Linked DNA regions of Homo sapiens: region 2 is linked to region 1. Evidence: chromatin loops called from intact Hi-C (ENCODE). Cell type or tissue: IMR-90. All regions are shown on one strand. Each heading gives the region's core, and the rest is flanking DNA. Links, peaks and the distances in the headings are about the cores only.

Region 1 (7,908 bases), core at 2,112-6,111:
ACAGGCACCTGCCACCACACCTGACTAATTTTTGTATTTTCAGTAGAGACGGGTTTCACCATATTGGCCAGGCTAGTCTCGAACTCCTGACCTCAGGTGATCCACCTGCCTCCACCTCCCAAAGTGCTGGGATTACAGGCGTGAGCCACCATGCCTGGCCTATTTTACATATATTGTAGTAAATACAGGTATGCATTTTGGAGATATATATATATATCCTTTAACACATGAAGCTAAATAATGTTCAAAGTGGTAGTCCATTTACAACCCCCAAAACTGGATGAGAGTTCCAGTAACTCCACGTCTTTACCAATAAATACTTGGTCGCTGGTATTGCCAGTCTTTTAATCTTAGCCATTCTGGTGGCTGTTGAGGATTATTAATATATATGTTTTAAAATTAGTATTGTTCTGAAAACTAAAAGTATGGCTAACACTCCACATCATACATCTTTTCTTCCCTCTCCAGAGGTAACCATAATCTGAAGTTAGTAACATTTCCAGGCATCTTTTGGTACTTTTACAAGGTATGTGTGTGTGTGTGTGTGTGTGTGTGTGTGTGTGTGTGTGTGTGTGTGTATTCGTAAATGATAATGTATACAACTGATTTTTGCTTTACAGTTTTACATATGCGGCATTCCAATTTGATTTTTCACCAAATATCTCCCCCAAATTTAGGAATTAGTCCATATTGATGCTTATAAAGTCTATGAATTTTAATTGCTATATAGATAGCATGCAATTTGTTCCTTTTCCTAATAAAAGATAGGTTGCTTAAAAATTTTTGCTGTTGAACTGTGCTATGGTATCATTGTATATTTGTACGCAAATTTCTTATGGTAGAAACCTAGAAGGACAATGGTTGAATCTTTAGTTTTGCACATATTTACGTTTACTTAACATTGCCATGTGGTTCTCCAAAACAGGTTTAACATTTATACTCCCAGTAGAATTGCTTAAAATTTGTTTATCCGCCTTTCACCAATACTTTGATCTGCCAGGCTTTTACATTTTGGACAATCTTATGGGTGTCATTTATTCTGTATATAAATCTTTTGTCAGTTACATGGGTGTCAAAATTCATTCCCCTCATTTTCATTTGCCTTTTTACTTTATGTCTTTAATCATCCTGAAGTTTTTAAATTTTATTGAATTCATTGTTCATTAAATTTTTTGTTTTTTTGTGTGTGTCTTAATAAATCATTCTACTTTAATATCATAAAGGCATTCTCCTATGTTTTCTTAAAATAGTTTTATTTTTGCTTTGTATATTTAGGTCCTTCCACCTAGGACTTATTAAATATGTGCTGTTAATAGGGATCTAATTTTATCTTCCTCCATATGGATCGCCAATAGTCTTTGCCTCATTTATTGAATAATACCTGTCTTCTTACTGATGCTAATGCAACCCATACCATTTGCCAAATATCCAAATGTATGTGAGTCTGTATCTAGGCTTTCTATTCAGTTGCATTTGTCTATTTGCTGACACCTGAAACTATGCAATATTGTTTTAATTACTAGAGCTTTATAATAAATAAAAGTATCCTTCTGCTTGTATAACTAAAATGGTCTGGGCTTTTCAATCTTTAATTGTTCCTATGAATTTGAGAGAGCAATTAACCAAATTCCATTAAAAAAATCTATATGAGGATTTGATTTGAATTGCATTGAATTTATAGAATATTTCAGTTCCTTATAATTTTCATATCCCAAATTGCTTATTATAATTTTGTCGTTTTATATAATGTTTTAGATTTACCCTATATATTAAATAAATTGATTATTATTACTTTTTGTATTCCCTCCTGCCTTTTAAATTCCATTTTCATCTTGTGAAGACTGCCCTTTGAAATTCTTTCACTGAGTATCTGTGAATAGTAAAGGTTCTTTGTCTTTGTCAGAATATTTATTTTGCCATCACTCTTGGTAGTGAATACTGGCAGGCACTACCCAGATCCCTCTTCCTCAATGAAAGACTTATTTCCTGAGCTGCTGAGAGTGCAGCAAGCCAACACAATCCAGCTCTTGGCCATCTTCAGGAGTCCTTTAACCCAAGGTTGCACTCTTCTCCTTTGGCAGCGTTCATCCAGTGACTAAATGTCATAGGTGTATAAAGGTCCAGCCCAGTTCCCCTAACTCAAGACAACTCTGAAGGGATATCCCAGATTCAAAACGAGGCCTTCACTGAGACGTCACTGCAGGTCAACTCTTCCCTCTGCTCAATCCTGCTTCCATTTCTCCTGCAGATGTTGTTCCCCAAAGCATTCCCTAACATACTCATTATACTCTTCTCTGACTCAGAGTATGCTTCCTGGGGAAGCCAACCTAAAACAGTTGGTGTCAGGAGTGGTTCAAGTTAGGCTAAGATGGGATTTATGATTCGAATCACAGGCCATGTGACTATCAATGAGGACCCCCTCGGTGGTAGGTGTAGGACACACAGACCTCGGCACAAGGTAACAGTGCAATAGTTACAACTTTCATCAGTAATGAAACTGGGGTGGTATTCTAACGTAACTGGGGTGGTATTCTAATTTATATACGAGTAGGTAAAATGTATCAGGCATTTGAGAACTATGAGGGAAATAGTAACCTTAATGACAGTGGCATTGACTGTTATTGCTAAGTAAAATTGATTCTTTGAAAATAGCAAAAGGCTGAGATGGTTAATTGGCTATCAAAATCTAAGAGTAAATTCCAGAAGGCCTCTTTGGTCCAAATAAAGAGGCTTTTATCTCCTGCAGGGGGAGGGCAGGAAAAGCACAGGAATAGGCCTGGTACTGAATCCTAAGTGCGGCAGAGCTCCGAAAGAGATTAGGAAACCCAGCTTGGTCGGCTATGCAAAGGTGGAGGTGCTTGATCGGAAGGAGATTCTGATGCAGGGGGAGGATCATCAGGTTTCAGTTAAAAGCAGGCAGATTACACATTAGAGGTAGAGAATGTGGGATGATTTGTTCACAAAGGAATGGAATCCAGAGGGCATAACAGAAATAAGAGACAGGGGAGGCTGGTACGGAAGTTCATCAGGCAACTGAAGGCACAGTTTGCGCAGCAACCAAGAAAAGGTGGGATGTGAGGCACGCAAGATGTAGAGGTGGGGAAAGGTTTCCAACAGAATTCAACATGAATTTGCTGTTTGAGTCAATTGATCCAGTACCAAGTCTGTGAGTTCATTTTCCTCTTCCTTTTAGATTTCTCCTTTTTCTAAAAAAGTAAAACTGAGGGGGCCTTCCCCTGCTTTCCCTCCTTCTGCTTCCCTATTTTCCCTCGCATTCCCTTCCTTTTCTGCAGATCCTCTGCTTAGGAATGGGGCATTGGCCCCCGCAGGAGTGGGCGGGGAAGGGGCGGAGCGAACAGAGGTGGGCGGCTCCCGTCCTATGACGTCAGCCGTAAGGCGCTGCTGTCGTAAAAGGACGTCCGGTCCGTCTCCTAGTGTCCGGAATCGGCTGTCAGCCTCCCTGGCTGTTAGTACCTTCTTTCCCGGAGTCCTGGTCCACGAGTTGGATTTACTGCTGTCGCGGGTGGGCCTCACGCCATTCCCTGTCCCTCGGCCCCCTGAGTGAGTCCGGTCTCCCGGCGAAAGTGAGCGAGGTTTGCCCGGAGCGCGCACGAGGTAGGGTGTCCCGCGGGCGGGTGACGGTTGCGGGTCCCCGTTGCGGGTCCCCGAGCCGCCTGGCACCTCCGCCGCTTCTCCCCTGGACGCCCCTCCGCCCCACTGGGTCCTCCAGCTCCAGGCTGGACTCCTAAAGCCGCAGTGCCCCGTGCCTGTTTCCTCATTTGGTGACACACGCAGTGCATGCAAGAAGTTGGAGTGTTACCGGAAAAGGGCTTGAACCCGTATAAGGCTGAGAAGAAGATTCACTCTTTTGAGCGTGCAGAACAAACTGGAGGGAAAAAAAAATGAGATTTAACTTTATCAGAGGATTCAGAGGATATCTCTGAGGACGCAGAAAGTTAATCCGCATGATCACCTCGTGATTATTTTCTGAGGTTCTTTGGCCAGGGCAGCACGCCCTCTAGATTTTGTCATTTTACATATTGGAATGGTGCCTTAGTGGTCTGGGCGTTACGTTACCGAAATAACCACCTATTAAATCTGGCTATTTTTCAGTTGCTACCGTACTGCTTACCACCTGTTTTGTTTTTTTTTTAATTGAGCATTCAGTTCAGAAAACTTCAGTTTAGAAAAATCTTGTATTTCAACTAAATGATGAAAATTAAACATACTCTTAAACGTAAATTTGAACCCCGTTAAAATTACATGCTCACTGCGTGTAGAGGGAAGAGCATTTGTTAAAGTCAGAGCAACTAATACCTTAAATATCTTCAGAATGTTTTGACTTTGTAGTTAATAAATAGTGTTATTTGTTGACTGTTAGATGTTTTGTTTACATATTACATAGGAAAAATTAAACTTGTTATACTTAAGGTGTTGGCAGCGTCAGGTCATCTGAATATATAGCTCAAAAAAGTGATATAAACTGGCTAAATAATGCTCTTATTAATGATTTTTTTGTTTTTGCTAATGATACATGATTCATTTGTTTTAATGAGGTGCAGAATACTTTATCATTGGAGAAACTTTTTTCTTAGTGGGAAAAGAAGACTAGTTTGTCTTTTAGGGTAAATTTTTTTGACGTTTACATTTTTAGAATCGTTAGTGCCAATAAATGCGTTAAGGATCACCCGCTTCATTTGGAATAATATGTGCTTAACGTTTCATAAGGCTTAGAATGTGCTTAACTATCGAAAGGATAGAGTTTAACATTTAACAAGAAAAAGGACACTTTGTTATACTATTTCTTAGTTTATTAAAATAGTAAATGCAGTCAGTCAATTATATCTTTTCTGTTCTCTTGTGTCAAAATAGGGGAAAATGCCTAAAAAAAAGACTGGTGCGAGGAAGAAGGCTGAGAACCGCCGAGAACGTGAAAAACAACTAAGAGCATCAAGAAGCACTATAGATTTAGCTAAACATCCATGTAATGCCTCAATGGTATCAGCTTTTTTTGATATCAGTTGGTAGTTGGAAAAACTATATACTATTTTATCTGACGTATACCTGAATAAAATTTTAGTGAAGACAGTGTTTTTGCATATAGTTTGTTGCTGAATTTAGTATCTCTGGCACGTCTGTTGATTTCACTGAGTGGCAGTGATTGTTGTTGGATTTTATATTATTATAAAACCTAGCATATTACTTTACATACTGTTGGTGATAAAGGTAGATATTGGACAAGAATAGATAATAGAAACTTTCATCTTCCAGTTTCTTTAATGCCTTAGTCTTATTGGGTTTTCATCATATTTTCTTAGCAATTCTTTCATTTCTCTTTTCTGAACTTCCTACTTAACATCTGTTGGCTTCCCATTCTATTACCTTATCTACCTGTGCTAAGTGGGTTAGTCCTGATAATTTCTGGGCTGCTTTGAATGGTGGCTGCTTTTGAAATATGCTTTTTGAAATATGCGAAAAAGCAAACAATTAGGTCATCATTACCTCTTTCATTGACTGTAGAGTTATTCCGGTTCTCTCTATTTCCACTCCTTTCTTTGTTTTTCTTTTCCCACTGTTCCTATTTTTTCCTTCTCCTTTTGTCAAACATACATGAATTGTTTAATGTAGCTTAGTTTAGCAAACGTTTATTGTGCATCTACTCTGTGCCAGGTATTATTTCAGACACTGTGGGTAGTGATACATAGATGAATTACATGGTCTCTATTTCCAGAAGTTTATAGCTCAGTTATGTTGTATATTAGGATTTGTTTGTTTATAAATGACAGAAATCTAACTTAAATTAATCTTAGGGAAAAATAGTTTATTGAATGGATAATGGAATAACTCATATTGCTGGGAAGGGGAAGGATATACCTGGGACTCGGGGACAATTGGAACCTGGAACAACTTGTAGTTCTATCTTTTGCTTTTGTTTCTTATTCCTTATTAGTTCCATTTTTTCATATTGTCTTACTCCATTTGTTGGGTTTCATAGTTACAGGTAGCTTGCATGTCTCACATCACATATTGTGCCTCAGAGAAGGAAAGAACTCTGAAAGGCTGGACTTCACCCAGTGCCTGTCCCAGGGCTAACATTTATTGGGGTTGGTTGGGTGAGGACAGATTACATAGCGCAGATGTGACAGTGAGGCTGTCTTCTGTGTTTAAGAGTCCTTTCCAGAGAAGAGAGGTTCTGAATGACTGGCATGCCTAAATATATATAATGACAGCTAGATTTTGGAAGTGCTTCAATAAAGGTACAATGTATTTATTAGGACTAAGAGGTGATAAAGTTGGCTGTGTGTGGAAGGGGTACACTTCACAGAAGAGGTGGGATTTTCACCAGAACTTTCAACAGGTAGGAGGCACTTTTCAGGGAAAAGTGTTCGAATAAGTAAAGACATGGAGAAGAGAGAATATAAGACATATTTGGAGAATGGCTGACCATTAGTGACTTGAGTCTAAAAAGAATAGGCCAAGAAGGTTTGGAAAGTGATTAGGGGCCAGATTGTGGAGAGCTTTTAAAACCATGTTTAGGAATCTGGATTTTCTGTGAACTTTATTATTTTGTATTCTCTTTGGAACGGTGCCTTAGATAAATGCATTATTTTAAGGGTCACCCACTTCATTTGGAATAATATGTGCTTAACGTTTCATAAGGCTTAGAATGTACTTAACTATCAAAAGGATAGTTCTTGTGTTCATTCTGTGGTATTTTATTCCTTACAAACAATTGAAAAAGAAACTACCAATGTATTTAGCCTCCTTTGTGATAATGCCACTTCTTCAGGGAATCATATACCCGGAGTATCACTCTCGCATACCTTTGTTATTTTAAGCATGGGTAGGTGCTTGTATACATGGGTGGAGTTGGGGCTTTGGTGTAGTGTCACTTAAATTTTAACCTGAAAAGCAGGTTATTCTTTGTAATACAAGTAAATTTGCAGTTTTCAGTCAGCAGAAAAATTAATGTGATATTTTTATATGTTACAGGAATGTGACAAGTGTCAGAGGTAAATTTTATTTCTTTTTCTATCTACCTTTAATAAAATTGTCCCTCTGACTTTTTATCTGACATTGACCATAATTTAAAATTTTATTTTACATGACAAGGCGGCAGAAGAATAGAGCATTTTGCTACTTTTGTAATTCTGTACAGAAGTTACCAATTTGTGCACAGTGTGGTAAGTTTGTAATAATTAAGGACATATGCTTTTTATCAACTGGTAGTTCAACAATTTGAACTTGGGTGGGTTTGTTGCTATTGGTTACAGTGCTTACAATTGTTGATAATATTATGCCTTACCATTAACAAAATAACAAAACATGTTATTTTGCCTACCAAAAAACTATCAAGCCTTGGTTTTGTCTCTTTGATGTAATGCTGGAAAATAATTAAGGTACAATTTAGATACAGGTTACCAATAAGTGTTTTTAAACAGTGAAAGATCAGATTTCAGACATAACATTTGGTGATCCTGAACTTTTAGTTATACTACCTTAGTCTTGTCAGTATCTGTTTGTTTACTTATCTACATTTTGATTCCTGCTGATATTACCTGCAGTGTGTTAGACCATTGGGAATAATTTTATTCCACATTTACCTGGTACTTATTTTGTGATCAGTAGTTTTTGTGTTTGATGCTTACCATATGATTCATGAGTTTCCTCACATGTATTCCCAGGTGATTTAAATAGAGTTCTTAAGTCATGTGCCCGGTTCTTAAGTATAGGTGGAGACTTGTACCCCAAAATGATTATACAAAATAAAACTAAATGTTAGCAAGATGGGTGTTTCCCAAATAGTCTTCCACAGACTTCCTGAAATATTAATGGATATTTCTTGAAAAATATATATCGATATACATTTGAGAAATACTGCATGCATCCTCCTTTCATTCTCATCTG
Region 2 (7,908 bases), core at 1,267-5,266, 490 kb after region 1:
ATAAGAAGAAGTCTCCCTGACTCTGAGCTAATTCTGGTGAAGATGACATTGTGGCAGAAGTGGATTACTTGCTCTCCTCTCTATGGTGCTATTCTCGCCTTCTGTGCTTCACAGGGATGTTGCCACTGCCAGGGTGCTCTCCAGCATACTTCCTCAGTCACTCCAGTCAAATTATAGATGTTTATTCACTGTTTTGATCCCTTTTAGTTGGGGGAACAAGCACCAGGTAACTATAGTCAGTCATCTTTCTAACTTCACTTGGACAGGTATTTTAATTATGTGCAATTTCCAGATTGACTTCCTCTTTTATTCAGGATTACTTTAAATGATAATTTTATGTTTATAAGTGGATGGGATTTTTTATTTGCTATTCTTTTATTATTAATTTGTAATTCAATATTATTCAATATTGAAAATTTTCAATATTATTCAATATTGAAAATTTTCAATATTATTCAATATTGAAAATTTTCAATATTGAAAAATTTCAATATTATTGAAATTTTCAGAATTCAATATTCAATTTAATAGTTCAATACTATTAATTTTTTGGTTTTGTGATCATATAATGTAACAAGTATGAATTCAGATTTGTGTAATGTTTGAGACTTTATTTTAGATCTAGGACATAAACACTTTAGGTCTAGGTCATAGATGACCTTTTACAAATATTCTGTATGTTTATTTTTAATGCGCTATCACTGTGGTGTAGGATGTCATGTATCTAATCTGTTTAATCAAATGTACATATATACTACATAAAAAGGTTGTTCATTGTGTTTTTAAAATTTGCCCTAGGCATTGGTTTGCTGGAGCCAGCTCTAATTGGCTCATTAGGGCCAATGGTTAAATAGTTAGGAATTTTATGAGCCAGCTTTTAAGCCATTGGTATTTTGAAGTCAGTATAGTGAGGTTTTTATACAACAAAAATTGGGAAATGCTACAAAACAACGATTTTTTTTTTGAGAGCTAGTTTACTGGCATATCAATGCTAGCCTTACTGATTTCTGTATATGTTTAAATTTCTAAAAACTATGTTAAAATATTTGATAACTTATTTTTCATATTCATTTTTCTCTATATAATTTGAAGCTATACTGTTAGGTACATAAACATTCATAACTATTATATCTTCTGAGAGGGTTTTATTTATTTATTTTCTCAACTTTTATTTTAGGTTCAGGGTGTATATGTGCAGGTTGGTTACATGGGTGAATTGTGTGTTGCTGAGGTTTGGTGTATGAATGATGCCATCACCCAGGTAGTGAGCACAGTAATCAATGAGTAGTTTTTCAACCCTTGTTCTCCTCCCACCCTCCCCCCACACTAACTCAGTGTCCAGTTTCTGTTTACCCCAACTTATAAGTGAGAAGATGCAGTATTTGATTTTCAACAGAAAATCACTAAAAATCATTATTTTGCCTATGATAATGGCTTCCAGCTGCATCCAAGCTGCTGCAAAGGATATGATTTCCTTCTTTTTATGACTGCATAGTATTCCAAGGTGTATATATACCACATTTTAAAAAATTCAGTCTACTGTTAATGTGGAATTACTGCAGGGCCTCAGCAATGGAGACAGTTATTGGCCCCTGGGGCAGGATACCCTCTATTAGTGGGTCTGGTATCAAGAAACCATTGAGCTGTATAATCTTAGGTCTTAGGGGTGGGAGGTGTTCAAGAGCCAGTGTTAATGGACATTCTCAGAGAGTTTTAACTTTTATCCATGTGCATTATCCATTATATTGTTTAGTACTTCTCACTTGAGTTCTACTTTTTCTCTATTCTTGTTACTACAGTCATATTTACTTGGCATATCTTTTTTTTGTAATTTTTAAGCATTTCGTATCATTTTATTTTTGTTTCATTTCTTATAAACTCATTTTAAAATTTATCTCTGTGTCTACTTTTTAACTAATGTTAGTATCCATCTCTTAGTAAGGAAATATAGTTTATTTACATCTTTGCTTGCATGAGTGAATGATTACTGGTATGTTTAGACTTACTACTGCCACATTGTTTTTTCTGTATATTTTTACTGCACTTTCTTTTTTTTCTTCTCTCTTTCTGCCTGTCCCCACTACCTCTACTACTATTACAACCTTCTGTTAGATTCTTTGAGTTTTGTTTGTTCATTTTATTTTATTTTGGTTTGGAAATTATACATGTCTGGCTTGGGTTTTTTTTTCATAGTTAAATTTTCTCTTGACTTTTTGCAATTAATTAGCATAAGTGTATTTCAAATTATCACAAATAAAATAATCATCAGAGTATGAGTTTACTTCCTCCTCTTCCTTTTCCTACACCATTTCCCCCAGGGAGAGTATCCATGATTTTCCTTGCACATTGCTACTTGTAAAAGTACATGGCTAAATCACTAGTTTCCTAGCATTGCGACTGATGATACAGTGACTGAAAAGGAGGATGAGATAATTTTTTATAATTACAAATATTTTCTATATCATGGTTGTGGTAGTAATTTCATGAGTGTATAGTGTCATCAGAACTGTATACTGTATGCTTAAAACAAGTGTATATTTTATTATCTTAAAATTGTATCTCAATAAAGTTTATTTAAAAGTATGGTACAGAATGTCAGACAGAGCAAGAAATAATTAGCAGGATGTAGAGAAAGCCCATTGCAAGTTACATCTTATGAAATTATACTGGCATGGTTTTTCCAGAAATACTTAGCAGTTTGGAACTTGAAATTGGCGAGATGAATGTAGCAGAAAGATGAAATGTGGGGTAAAATTAGTGTGCTATTTAGGATAGTATTTATTACAGTGACTGGCTGGGCCACCTTCTGGTTAGGGAAGCTAGTGCAGCTAAGATGCTGATAGTTGTGAGAATAAGGACAATCTGTTTATAATATAAACAAATTAAAAATCAAATCCAGTAATTATGTCATATGTGCTTTTTATATGCTTAGCATGCTTATAGGTGTTGTAGGTACAGTAACTAGTAAGATACACAAGGTTTCTGACCACAAGAATTTCACATTTTTGCAAAATGAATGATGTCAAAAATGTACTTTAATGAATTGCCATTAGTTATTTAGACTCAAATATAAATGTTACTAATTCTGCATACTTATATCCCACATCTTTTTTGAATAACTTTTTAATTTATCTGGAATGCATTTTTTACTTAATTATTTCATAGACATTCTGTGGGTCTTATATTTTCTAAGATGTGCTATGAAAGAATGTTTTTGCCCTCCTTTTCAAATACTAATAGCTTTCTAGGTTCAAACTCATTCTCACTTAGAACCTTGAAGATGAATTCTCTTGTCTTGTAAGTACCATGATCAGATTCATTCTGATTTTTGTCCTTAAATAGCTTTCTATTAGCATGTGTTTCATTATCCTGGAATTAGGAAATTCAATTTAAAATTGCTGTGTTTTTCAATTATCCCTTTTATGCCCTGTCAATGTGAAAGCTTGTGTTCTACTTCAGCTCTGTAAACTTTTCTTTTATGACTGTTTTGATTGTTTCATTCTGTCTGTTGTCTCTTTGCTGTCTGTTTATGGAACTCCTTTTGGATACTATGTTGGAATTTCTACACCTATCTATCTGATAATTTCCAACTTTTTCTTCTTCTGTACTATGGTTTGGGATAATTTCTTCACCTTAGTGAGTGTTTGAATGAAGTGCTTTTGAAAACTGACTAGAGGAACAGATATCATTGATTGTTTCCGGACAGTAGGTTAAATATATTTTTGCTGCCCTGAGGAAGCTGTCCATTGTTCCTGCCCTGGAGAATTATACTAGCTGGGATTTTTCAAAAACATTTATACCAAACATTTTCAAAAACATTTGCACCAAGTGACAATAGCCCATGAACATAGTGCTACAGAAAACTATGATCAGAGAGTGGTAAGAGATCTACCATATATCCCCTCCAGCTACATAAATGAATATCCCTTGTTTACCTTAAACAATAAGCTACCTGAGGTGTTTCTATATTTATTTTATATATTTCTATAAATAAATATATTGTTTAAATATATATTAAATATTGTTTAAATATATATTTCTATATATAAATATATTGTTTAAATATAGTGTTTCTATATTTACCCACTATCTGTTTAATTAATGCTTTTTGATAGTGATTGAAACTAAGATGTCCAAATCTTACTGCTACCTCTGTCCCTGGCAGCTCAAAAAATATTTATATAGATTATTGTTTGCTTTGGAAACATTTCAATATAATTAACCAATTTGTCTTATTTTAAGCATTCCAAAGAACTTAAAGGTGTTTCATTAAAAAAGATACATATATTTATATACCTTTGTATGAAGTAGTTACCTAATCATTTTTTTTTGTTTTGATAAGCTGAAATTTATAGGCCTTATAAACATATTGTGTAGCCTTATAAGAGAATTAATACCAACCTCAGGTCTTATATTTGTATGAATGAATTTTTAAAAATCATTATAGTAACCCAAGTTATTATAGTTTGTATTGGGGCTTATTTAGCCTTGATATTGAATACAGATTAAGTTTGAGGACATTTCTTATTTGAAAATCTCATATTGGTGTCAATTTAAAACAGTTTGAAAGCAATTGCTGAAAATGTCTTAGTGCGATTAATGATAGGAAGATTGGAGATGTTTAAAGATATCACTTTCTCAGCTGTACTTAAATTAGGACTGAAGAGATCTGTAGCGGTCAAAAGCTGGCAAACCAACTGTTTATTTATCAAAACCGACTAGTTATTTATCAAAGCAGGTGGTTGGTGATTCAAATCCATCAACCACCTGTTTTTATAAATAAAGTTGTATTGGAACACAGCCATACCCATTTGTTTATGTGTTGTCTATAGCTGCTCTTACACTACAGTGGATGAGTTAATCACTGGCAACAAAGTCTACAAGACTTGCAAAGCATAAAACATTATCTGGCCCTCTACACAAAGTGTTAACCAGTTGCTGCTTTAAACAACGGTGACAGTTTTGTGGAGTCTTACTGACCACTACTTTCATACTGTTAGGAAAATGGCTCACAGTCATCTGAAAACACACTATACTTGGTTGCATATGGCCTTGCTTGGGTTCTGCCTTCTGCCTCAATGCTGTTTTTCTCCTTTCACTCATGCCTAGAATATATCCAACCTTCAAGGTATGATTCACGTAACACTACCTTTATGAAGTCCTATCATAAAGAAATGAAGTAAAATTTCCTGGACAAATCTCCCAATCGCTCCCTTACATATAGTTTGAAATCCCTTGCCCCTCTCTTCCTTGTACTTGCTTGGTATACACATAACATGTTTAAATCCAGTTCTGTACCTATTCCAGGCTTTCTTTCCCTTTCAGCTTACTGTGGCTGGAGAAAACACATACCACCCTAATGACTAATCTCACTCCACAACCATTCACAACATTGATCCTTCAAAAGGTCAGGCTCTCATACTATTCTCCCAGTTACCTAAATGGCTATTTTGTGTGTCCTCTTCCCTCTCCTCCTCCTCCTGTCCCCATCCTCCTCCTGTCCCCATCCTCCTCCAATCTTCACTTTCTGCTCATGTCTTTTTATTTTAATTCACTGAGAAAATGGAAGTAATAGTAGAAAACTTACACCTACCTACCAGCCCCATCCCCCTTATAACTCAGCATTCCTTCCCGTGACAGTAGATGACTCAGCCCTCGCCCCCTCTTGGAGGTGAGCTAACATCCTCATCTTCACTTGCTTATTAGAGAACATTACTCTGGCACTTCCCACCCCCTCCAAAATCCTTAATTCCCCCTCTCTAATAAGTCAGTCCCATCAGCATGCAAACATGTTGTTATTTCCACCACTTACCACCTGCAACAACCCCCTTTCCTTCCTCCCTTTTGGAGCAGGATTCTTAAAAACATTGCCTGCACTAGCATCTTAAAAACCTTTTCTTGCTACTTTCTTGTCAGCCATCCCAGGCAGGCTTCTGCCTCCATCTAACCCCTAAAAGTGCTATTGTCAGAGTCATCTGACATGACCTCCGGGTTGCCAAGCCCACTGGTCAGTGCTGAAACTGTGTCTTGCTTGGCCTGTCAGTGCATTTGATGTGTCCATCATTCCCTTTTGCTGGATATACTTCCCTTGACTGACTTCTAGAATATGATACTCTTCATTTTCCCCTTATTCAGTAGTCATTCCTTTTGATTTTTCTTTCCTGGTCCTTCTTTTATAATCCTTGACCTAATTAATACTGAAGTATCCCATGCTCAGGTTTTGGTCCTTTTCTCTACCTACATCACTCCCTCATGAGCACTCTGATGAGTTGCATATCTATTTCCAGTTCAGACACATTCCTGAACTCGAGATTTATGTATCCAATGGCATATTTGATATTTCCTTGTGCATATCTAATGAGCCTTTCAAACTCAGCATGTCCAGAACTGAAACTCCTGACCTGTCCCCTCTCCTCAAGGCATCAGCTGTGTCCAAGGCTTGCTTTTTTCAGTTGATGTCAGCTCCATCTTCTCAGGTGTTCAGAGGAAAAGACTCAGAGTCATTCTCATTCTCTTTTTCCTCCTGTACCCTGCAATCTGTCTGGAAATTATATTAGTCCTATCATAAAAAATGATTCCAGACTCTAACCACATGTATCTATCTCCACTGCTACCCCAAGCAGATTCAGGTCCTCCTCTCCTCCACCTTTCTGACCTCATCTCAGACTACTCTTGCCCTTGCTCATTCCACTGGCTTCTTTTCTGTCCCTTAGACTCATAGCCACACAGTTGCCTCTGCCCTAGCTATTCCCTCTGCTTCAAATAGTCTTCACTGAGATACCACCGGGGCTCACACCCTTTCTATCTTTACCCTGACTACCCAAAATTTCAACCTCACCCTTCTTACCTTGTTTCCTTTTTCCTAGATAATTTTTCACTCTCTAATAAAATACATAATTATAATAACTTATTTGTGCATTTTCTATATGGTTCATCTTTCTTTCTGAAATCAAGATTGTGTTCTGCCATCATTGATGTATTCCAAGGTCATAAAAAATGCCTAGCCCATAATAAATATTCAGTGAATATTTACTAAATGAATCAAGGAAAGTGATGTTGTCTTATAGTCTCTATATTCTATTCAGTCTCGGCTTGTCTTTTCTAGTGGTTTGAATGAATGGATGATGCATTTAACCCAGAAAACCAATACTTGTAAATCTTTTATTCTTGTATGTTTAATTAATTTTAAATGTGTGATTAGACAAGTTAATAAGCAGAACAAAACATCAAGTATGTTAGATCATCTTTCCTCACTGGGAAGAACTATAATATTGGTATAGAATGTAAGATGTTTACAGTTATTTTCACAAGCAATGATTTGCTTGGGAAATAGCAATGGTGTGAGCCCCGACAGTATCTGGGTGAAGAATATTTGAAGCAGAAGGAAAATCTAGAGCAGAGGCAACTGTGTGACTACGAGTCTAAGGGACAGTTTTCACTCCAGAATGAAAACTATAGAGATGCCTGCCTGCGTTAACTTGCTCACCTCACTATGTATTTTCCCTGGGCAGTACCATCCTGCTAGGATTTCAGTGCTGCCATGAGTCAGCAGTCACCTTGCAGTGAGATCCAATCACAAGATTCCAAACAATTCCTACCCTGTGAGCTCCTTGAGGACAGGGCTGGGATTTAGTCTCTTTTATTTCACAGGCCCAGAGTTCTAGGATGGCAGAATGGTTTCGGGTGCCAGGCCCCACCTGGTTGCTCTCCATGGGCATACTGCCCAGGGCTGCCTTGGGACTTGGCTCCCTACATTTTGGTGCAGCAGTCTTCAGCCACCCCAACTATGGCTTAAGTGGCCCCAGCTGCAGCTTGACCCACTGCTTCACAAGATACAGGTGGTAAGCCTTGGTGAAATTCATGTAGTGTTAAGCCTGCAGTCTCACAGAATACAAGAGCTGAGGGGGC

The links. Peaks named below come from ENCODE experiments on the same cell type or tissue, not always from the same donor. Only the 100,000 strongest peaks of a DNase experiment are listed, where the experiment ranks them.
Region 2: a loop joins it to region 1, with 2.8 times the contacts of the local background. A loop is called at or near these places in 2 of 110 quality-filtered maps.

Annotation. Positions count from the first base shown.
Region 1 is chr4:141,217,494-141,225,401 of GRCh38, forward strand. ZNF330 (zinc finger protein 330) reads left to right here and starts at 3,402. Exons shown (of 10, transcript NM_014487.6): 1 at 3,402-3,615; 2 at 4,873-4,998; 3 at 6,994-7,013; 4 at 7,114-7,184. The coding sequence starts at 4,879. RefSeq lists enhancers at 3,187-3,693, 3,694-4,198. In IMR-90, for the core only: CTCF peaks have their summits at 3,416 and 4,026; a DNase peak (open chromatin) is centred at 3,398; H3K4me3 peaks cover 1,398 bases; H3K27ac peaks cover 706 bases.
Region 2 is chr4:141,708,612-141,716,519 of GRCh38, forward strand. All of the region lies in intron 2 of IL15 (interleukin 15), which reads left to right. Among named protein-coding and RNA genes, the nearest start is that of IL15, 76 kb to the left of the region's middle. In IMR-90, for the core only: a CTCF peak has its summit at 2,804 (motif pointing left); no DNase peak of the experiment used is centred there.